Regions from separate parts of the Mus musculus genome. Here region 2 is linked to region 1. Evidence: chromatin contacts called from ENCODE Hi-C or POLR2A ChIA-PET data. All regions are on one chromosome and are shown on one strand. Each heading gives the region's core, a stretch centred on a gene start or an enhancer-like site at or near the end of the contact. The rest is flanking DNA. Distances are from core to core; before and after follow the strand shown.

Region 1 (4,521 bases), core at 1,936-4,435:
GGCATTTTCAGATACGCTTACCTCTGCTCTAGCTTTCAGTCCCACTTACATAAATATTCCAACGGAAGGGAAAAAGGCAGGGGGGAAGGCCAGATGGTACACCTGTGATATCGGGCACATAGCATGGGGTTCCGGTTTGGTGAGCAAAGGACTTTGCACAATATTGGATCTCACGATTTTGCATATCAGCAGCAGCCACTGTCTTTCCCAGAGGAGTTGCCAAAAAGCAGGACAGAATATATTTTCTCTGTACCACACAGAAAATTTCTGACTTAGCAGCGTGATAATTTGAACTTGATGGGAGAAGATATACTGTGTAGGTATTCTAATACAAGTCTTGGAGGAGTTTGGTGTCCCATTATACAGGCTAACTTAAACTGCCAAAAAACCATTGTATAGACGTGTTGCCTCAGGGACAGTGACCCAATTGACAGTAAAGATGAAGGACATTTTGCTGTGATAAAGGTCAGATCACAGATTTAATAAGTTAATCAAGTATCATCAAGAGTTACTTCTAAGCAGTTGAAACTTACTCCATTCCAGGCTCTCCCCAGCCCCTGCCCCAGGCAGCATCAGTTTTCCACTTTTGAAAAGGAGCAATGCAGGGGAAGCCACTGTATGGTCTTACACGTTTATAAACGTTCAGGAAGTCAGTTTCTAGTGTGGTCTGTACAAGCTTCTGGAAGGTGACCATATCTTTAGGCAGAACCTCAGACTCGTCTTTGGCTCTCCTCAAAGGTTAACAACTATTTATTCATCTAGTGTGGGGACAGTGGGATGCTTTTATGTATCTGAGCAGAGGAATGACAGGAAATGAGAAGGCTCCTTTGAAGACTGAAAAGCAAAGCCTTGGCCTGTGTACAGTGACAGGGAGTCAGGTGAGCCTTGGGCTCTGACTCATCCTAATAATAGGAAAGTAATTTTCTAGATGCTCCTTCTCAGAGATGGGAACCTTATGTTATTTATGTTTGCTGTTACTGTCTGAGAAAGGCCCCTAAGACACAATGTACATTCCAAAATATTAAATTGAAACCAGGCCTGGCAAGATGGCTCAGTGGATAGAGGTGCTTGGTACCAAGCCTGACAACCTGAGTTCAATCTTTGGAACCCAGTGGTGGCAGGAGAGAAGCAACTCCTAAGCCGGCATCCAGCCTTCACATGCCCTGGAATACAAACATAAGTAAATATTCCTAAGTTGTTATCCAGCCTTCACATGCCCTGGAATACAAACATAAGTAAATACTCCTTAAAAATAGTAAAAAATAATAACTAACTTGAAATCACTTAGTGATGGTTAAGACTTTTAAAAAAGATTTTATCATACATATACATATATATGTGTGTATATATACATGTATTACACTGTAGCTGTCTTCAGACACACACACTAGAAGATGGCATCAGATAGATACTTTTACAGCTGAGCCATCTCTCCAGCCCCAATGGATAGACTTTTTAAGAGCTAATGCTTTTAACAAAAGCTCCTGCCGCCTTCATTTTGCTCAAGAAGGAAGTTAACAACAAATGCTTGGTTTCTTGGGATTTGTTCTTTTCATAAATTTTATTTCCGACATGTGATATGTTTGTTTGTTTGTTTGTTTTTACTAAAGTTATACCTCTAGGTATGATGATTCTATCCAAAACTTTCAGAAGGCAGGAAACTTTCAGGGCAGTATGACTAATTATGCCATCAACTTAAGCAACAAAGCGAGCGCATTCCCACAAACACCTAACCCTAGATTTGCTTATCACTGAATAGAATCCATCTGACAACTGAGGTTGCTTTAGTTTAAAATATTTTTGAAGCTTATATTACAATGGATTTTCTATCTGATAACAAAGCCCTGGGCACTTGTCTATGTTATTATCCCATGTGCAGATTCCTGGAATAATTTAGCAAAATTATTCCATTTAGTCATTTGCTCATTTAGTTATAAAATGCATTATAACTAAAAGATCCATATTTAGCTAATAGTTCCTTTATTCTTTCTCAGTTTGAGTGCTTTCAGTAGAAACCATTACAGAAACTGAAACACTGGCGTTCACTAAAATGTCTGCTCCAAAAGCATGGGAGGTTTTTCTGTTTTTTAGTATACCGTGCTCCCAAGTCCATATTAATTATAAGTTGAAATTAACTTTGCAAAAAGACCAGAAAACTTTTATTTTCCTCAAGTAAAAATGAGTTGAATAAGATGAAGTATAATTTTATAAAAGACAGTGCTTTTGATTCACTGTTAAAAGTTTACGGGACAAAATACTCTGAAATATTGTGATTTATACAGCGCTTAGAGTAAAGACAAGCCATGTCGTCGAACCCATTCCTTAAAAGCTCTTTATGCCTACCCCTCTGCTACCCTAGAAAACATTAGCTTTATAAATTCATAAGTGGGACGAAAGTAAAAAGTCATTAACTTTTTATTCTAATAGTAAAATACATTTATTGTGTAAATTTGGAAATTACAAATAAAATGAAAATAAAGACTATCTGAAGTACCGAAAGGTAACAACACACTGTTGTGGTTTTTCTCCATCACGTTTAAATTTGTGTTCTCTGAATACTGAAGTACATACATACCCTCATACCCTGCAAATGCTGGTGAAATGGAATTTTTCCTCGACTGCTTTTTCATATTGTTGGACTGTATTTCACAACATCTTATTAGCAAGTTAGTTTGTGCTATAAGATTATGATACTTTATGTTTGGAGATGAACATTTTCCAATTTTTCTTCCTCTTCTTTCCCCATTTTCTATTATGTTGCAGTGGACACTCTTTGAAATTTTGTAGTTATGCTTTAAGGGAACATTTTTTAAAAGACTTTCTGGGTCAGGGGTTATCAGCTACCTGGGGTTTGATGCCTGCAACCCTGCCTGTTGTGGAGTGCCGCGGGGTGCCGGGCTCCTGGGCGCAGCTTTACCTGAAGGGTGCGGGGTGGGGACGCGGCGCCTCGGCCCCGGGCTGCGCGGTTCCCGCCCGTTGCTAACCGGCGTGTCTTTGTCTTTCTTCCCTGGGGTTCGCTGCGCCCGTGCGGGCCGAAGCCTGGCGAAGCCGTCGCCCCGCAGCGCCGCCATCCTGCGTCCGCCCGCGGGCGCCGTCACCACGCGCCAGGCCGCCTCCAGCTGCCGCGCCAAGCTCCGCGGCGCCGCCAGGGAGCGCCAGCACGCGGCGCGCGCCCTCGGCAGGTCAGCCGCCCCGTGACGCCGCCGCGCGCTCCCGCGGCCGCGCGCACCGCCGTACCTCGGGCGCCCAGGTCGTCTGCATCCACGGCCGCCTCGGCGTCGTCGTCGCTGGTCGGAGCGCCTCAGCTCGCCCCCCGCTGCTGCCGCAGCCTGCTCTGCCACGCGGGACGCCGGGCCACTCCTTGCTCCGTGCGATGCGTTTCTTCAGCCCGCCTGCAAAATCCCCGGCTTCTTTAAAAACCTCACCGCACATGATTCCGTTTCCCTATTTCTTGTAACTACTCTCTGTTCCCTTTCAGATTCTTTCCATTATTAGTTCTTCAAAGCCAGCATCGTTTTCTTCATTAAGCTCTCATCAAGCTCCACCTCCCACTCCCATCTGCCAGAAGATTCTAATGGTCCAAATTCATGATACAACCCAGAGTTGTATCATGCACATCTATAATTGAACTCAAGCGTCAGGCTTTCCCCTTCCTGTAACTTTATCGCCAATAGCCATTGCTCCCTGTGGAATTAGTCCTTGTTTCCAAGGACTCGTCATCCTAAACTCACCATCCTTAGAAACGGGATCCTCTCTAGAATATTGTCGCCGGTGACCACAGGACCGTGCCTTTCCATAGCTGCTCCGGGAAGGCTTGTTGGCTTAGCCCCTCTTTTTTTCCCAGGCCCTCTGTCCCAGGCTATACATGGATGTCTTACTTCTCTTGGGCTATTCCCAGTGACTGGTCACAGTTAAAGTCGTGATGGCCCAATCATGTGACATTCATGGTCCCTCAGTGAGCTATTGGGGACCCTTCAACTCCTGGCCACAGCTTCCTTAGAACTCCCGGCTTCAGTCTGTATCCCCTCTAGCCTTTCCTAGGTATGTCAGACCTGCGTTATGGCTTCTTCAAGATCTCTGCTCTCCTCTTGCTTTCTTTTGTCTTTCTCAGGTGTCCCCTCAACACAACTGCTGCACAGTGACCTTTGTCTTGGTGTCTGCTGCTAGGATCTGAACTGACACATCAGACATTCCAGTCTCTGACCACCACCTTCCTATCCTGAGTTGTTTGCTGACCTCATTTTTCTACTGTTGAGTAGGCCATGTCTTGGCTCTATTTCCTTGACTAGCCCAGATTCTACAGTCTATTATCGTAATCATGCCTCGAAATGCAAATTCTCTCAGCACTCTCAAACCTCAGTTTCTTCGAAATTATTTTTCTAGCAAAAAAATATCCAACCCTGGGTATAGGTAACTTCTGTCTTGCTCTAGCCAGACTGTAACAACGGATTTCGTTTAAGAAGAAATCATGAAACCAACCAACCTGTTCAATTTCCAAGACATTATTGCAAATCCTAAATT
Region 2 (4,479 bases), core at 683-3,182, 46 kb before region 1:
TGTGCATCATTATTTTATACCATTTCAGATAATATAGTCATTTTTTAAAGAGTGGAATTTTAATTTTATTTACAGAACACTTAAAGATAAATTATAGATTAATAAAAACTCTTTTTATTAAAATCACATATGCTTCATTCAGACAAAAGCACATATAATTCCAAGTACAGCATCTCTCACATTTCAAAAATATATCTTTTTGGTTTAAGCATATTCCACATAGTTAATATTACACATGATAGTTTTGTTGGTTGGATAGGTTAAAGGTCCATGTTGTATGTCTTCTTCAATTGCTCAATTTACTTTTTGAGACAGGGGCTCTCACTGAGCCTGGACCTAATCCGTTTGGTTGTGCCAGCTGGCTGGCAAGCCTCAGGGATTCTTCTCTCTTGGTCTCCCTAGCACTGGAATTGCAGGTGAACGTTCACCTCCAACGTTTTTGTACCATGTGTTCTGGGATCACACTCAGGTTTTCTTGACCAGACTTAACTGACAATGTCATCTTTCCAACCCCCAAATATGATTTCTATTGGCTGCATAATACCACCACATAGAAGTGGCCATTTATAGCATATTGACCTATAATCTGCATTTGCTTCATGTGGGTAGTGATTCTTGACAATGGAACAGAAAATGAGATCATAATATAATATCCTATGTAGCTGCAGAACATTTATTCTATTCTGCTCCAACCGTACAAGACGTATGCAAGTATTCCATTCAACAGTCCTATAGTAACAACTGCATTTGCTTACAAACTTCCTTTGGAATTTTGAAAATTGATTTTGGTGATTTTTCTCTTCACAAACACAGAGCCTAGTGTGGTGTCAGCCTGTAACCCCAGCTTTGAAAAAGAAAGTGCATAGTGGCAGGAGGAGAATCCTGATTTCAGGGTCATCCTGGGCTACTCAGCTAGTTCCAGGCAAGCCTGAGCTACACAGCAAGACCATCTCAAAACAACAAAAAACAAAAAACCCAAAATACAAACACATAGTGCCTTCCTTCCTAAACTTTTCTTTTTTCAGAAGCTCCAAAACTGGAACTTGAAAACTGGAAGTTAGTTAATTGTGGTTTTCATTCATCCTGAGAAGATAAAAAAGGTCAAATGGGAGCTCTCACAAAACCCTGACCAATAGCTGACACCTATTCGAGTGAAGTTAGCAAGGGCAAGAATTCCATCTCAGAGTTGGGAAGAAGGTGGCGGCAGCAGCTACTGGATATGAAAAGCAGCTCAAGGTTTGTAGATTTGACAGAAGATGGCCATCTTCGATCTGATCTTCGGGGATTTTCCAAGCAGGATGCTGGTGCCCAAGAGGGAAAGTGCGTGTTAGCCATGTGACCCAACTTCACTTCCAGGTTTGCACCCTCAGAACGTTGCCAATCGCGTTCTTTCCCAGAGCCCGACTTAGACTCTCCTGTCCCAAGTTCCAGGAGGTACACTTGGACAACAGCTGGCGAGCCAGCACCTGACAGCTCTCCCGATCCAGTCCACTTCGGGCTCCCAGTCCCTCCTTTTCTCCTCCGCTTCCCCAACTCTGCCTGGGTCGGATCCGCCGAAGCGCAGCAGCGCGAGCAACAGTTTGGTGCCCGAGCGAGCGGCGCGTGCCCGGGGAGGGGAAGACGCGCCCGCGGTTCTGGTTCTCACACCTCCGGGCGCACGCAGCCTCCGGCCGTCGCTCCGCAGCCGCCGGCGGGAGGACGCACGGGCGCGCGCCGGCGAGGCCCGCCAGCTACCCGGCCGCCCTCGGCGCCCGCCAACCCCGCAGTCTACCCTCCTCCGCCCGAGGCCGGCCCCGCGCGTCGCCTCCCCACCGGGGCTGCCCGCCCAGCGCATGCGCGCCGCGCTGCCGGGCGTGCCGGCCACACTCCCCCCACCCACTCCGTGAGCTTGTCACTTCCTGCCCTCGCCCCATCTCCGTCCGGGGTCAGTCAGTCGCTCCCTGTCGCAGCCGGAGACTTCTCTGCTTCCCCCTTCCTACCCTCTCTGCACGGCGGTCGCTCGGGCTGTCCGGGGAAGGGGCGGCCACGAGAGAACGGGACTGACTTCCATAAAGTTTCCCGAAGCATCTGCTACCCGCAAGGCCCCAGGTGGGGGACCCGCGCGGCTCCCCGCCCCTCTCCAAAGCCCGGGGGACCGTTGCAGGTGGAGCGGCGCGGCGCTGAGGGGAGCCGGGCTCGGCGCGGCCGTTGCCCTGGCGAGGGGCGCCTCAGTCCTGCCTGCTCCGGTTCCAGCTCCTTCGGCTGCTGCGCCCGGCGGTTCGTCCTGTCAACTGCCTGCGCCCGCGCGCCGCCAGCTCGCCGGCCCGGAGCGCGGAGGGCTGCCGTGAGCCGCCGCCACCGCCACAGCCGCCACCGCAGCCGCGGCCCGAGGACGTGGTGAGCTGTGGCGCTTCCGCGTCGGCGCCGCCGGGGACTCTTTGGGAGCGCGCCGGGGCCGAAGCCCGCTCGGCTTCACGCGCTGCGCCGGGGCTGCGCCAGGTGGGGCCCTCGGCCGCGTCGTGCGCCCGGCTGGTGCCGCGGCCCGCCCGCCCGCTGGCCGGCCGGCCGCTCCGGGAGTTGAGTAAGTTGGGCGCACTTGGCGGCGCGGACCGGACCCGACCTGCGCCGGGGAGACCCCCCGACGCACGTGCGTGGCCGGAGGGCGCGCGAGCCGCTCCTCAGCCGCGCAGGGGCCCCGTCGCGTCCCGCGTCCCGCGCCCGGCTCTCCGCGCGCCCGCCCGCTCGCTCGCTCGCTCGTCCGCCCAGCACGGCGAGGCCGCAGCCGCCTGCGCAGCCCGCCAGGCCTTCGCCGTGCGCTGCGCTGCCCTGCGCGCCGGACGCTGCGTTTCCGGGTAGGGCGGTGAACCTGTGCGGGGACGTGGGGCCGGAGGCCGGGCGAGCGGCGGTTTCTTTTCCGAGCGGAAGGTGCGGGCCCGGGGTGAGGGCAGAGAGCGCATGGTGGGATGGTCTGTGGAAATTGCAGCCACAGCCTCCATAGAAGTTCAGGGATAGTGATGGGTTTGTGCTTCTCTGTCCACAGCCAAGCCGCAATGAAGAGCTTCTCACAGTGAAAGGAAAATAGGTCGCACCCGTTAAAAATGCCTTTGAGGGACAAATACTGTCAAACGGACCACCATCATCACGGATGCTGCGAACCAGGTAAGTCCGTTTTTTTCTCCCCAGTGTCTTTGCTCTCCTTCACCAGAGCTACTCGGCTTTCTGCGTTGTCTCTAAGAAGTCTTTCCTAAGTAACTCGGTTTCTCCTGCGTAAAACTACTCGCGTAATGCCAAAAGCCTGTACAAACTGGAGATCTCCATTGCTTGAGCCCCCAGAGAAAGTGCCACAAGTGTCACCGTCAATCATTTCCACAAGGTCGGGCAGCTCCTTTCCCTTCTTTTTCAAGGCAGCTTCGTTATTGGTTCACTCCATGCTCTGAATGTTTAAAATGGAAGAAGAAGGTAAAGATGAGATAGGTGATTACTACCATTCAGCTTCTTGAAAATTTCTTATTGTTAAAATAACTTTCCCTTGAAGTGTTTTAATCCATAGTATAAAGTTTACCACTCCCACAAACAAACAAACAAACAAAGCCAAAAGTTTAATTTGGGTCAAGAAGGTTGATTGAACCTGTAGGGACAAGTGGACTTTTTGAATTTAAAAAACATCTTAAATGTTTCGGATAGAATTTATTGTATTGTATTGCTTAGAATATATAGAGTATTTAAGGTATTTTATTATGTTGAGCAGATTCTGTTTAATTTATGATATTAAAACTTTTTTGAGTCTCATAAAGAATTTATTAGTGAGTTTTAATTTAACAGGCATTGTAAACTGTTGAGGGCCTTATCTTAAAAGGACTCACAGTGTCAACTACGAATAAAGGTCTTTCTATTCTAATTCAAAGACATGCGTTTATCAGTTTTTACTTTTAAGTTACCAGGGTTGGTAACTTCCCCCGCCTACTTTGGATTGCTTTTAATTGAAATATTTTAATTATGCTCATGTATTTAGATTTTTTTAGCAGAGTATTTGAAGCTACTTTTTTTGAGTAAGAGAAACGTGGTAACAGTAAAGGGGACACACTCCTTTGCGTTACAGGACATTACCACTGGACTTCAGCCTGTGTCTGTTGTGTTTGCTTGGATCAGTTCTAACCTAGTAAAACAGGTACCTCTAGGAGGGGACCTCATTTTCATTCATCTTCTGACCCATCTAACTTAAGCACCCTTTATACCTTACCTTTTATATATTTGAAGTGAAGATGTATTTCTTGGTTTTTACTAGTTTGCTTATTCATTTTTTTTTTAACAAATCATTATTGAGCATGTCTTAGATACTAGGTCTTGCCCAAGGCACTAGCAATATAGATGGTGAAAAAGAGTTTTCCTCATATGTGTATGTGTATGTATATATAGTTTTTGAGTGGGAAGAGATAGATTTAAACAAATAATGTAATTTGTGAACATGATTTACGGTACATGTTGGTAATTAAGTATTTA

What was found. A loop is a pair of places that touch in the nucleus more often than their neighbours do. ChIA-PET counts read pairs that join two places held with the same protein, here RNA polymerase II (POLR2A).
Region 2: a loop to region 1 is called in a map of gastrocnemius, with 6 times the contacts of the local background. The contact joins the promoter of Zfp800 here to the promoter of 6530409C15Rik in region 1. A Hi-C loop is called at or near these places in 3 of 37 maps with a recorded cell type or tissue (gastrocnemius and left cerebral cortex). POLR2A ChIA-PET finds 5 or more read pairs at or near these places in 3 of 5 experiments (Patski and embryonic stem cell).

Annotation. Positions count from the first base shown.
Region 1 is chr6:28,214,163-28,218,683 of GRCm38, reverse strand. 6530409C15Rik (RIKEN cDNA 6530409C15 gene) reads right to left here and starts at 3,185. Exons shown (of 4, transcript NR_165173.1): 1 at 2,918-3,185; 2 at 1,089-1,163. It also overlaps a transcript of Zfp800 not described here.
Region 2 is chr6:28,259,377-28,263,855 of GRCm38, reverse strand. Zfp800 (zinc finger protein 800) reads left to right here and starts at 1,932. Exons shown (of 6, transcript NM_001081678.2): 1 at 1,932-2,376; 2 at 3,020-3,138. The coding sequence starts at 3,078.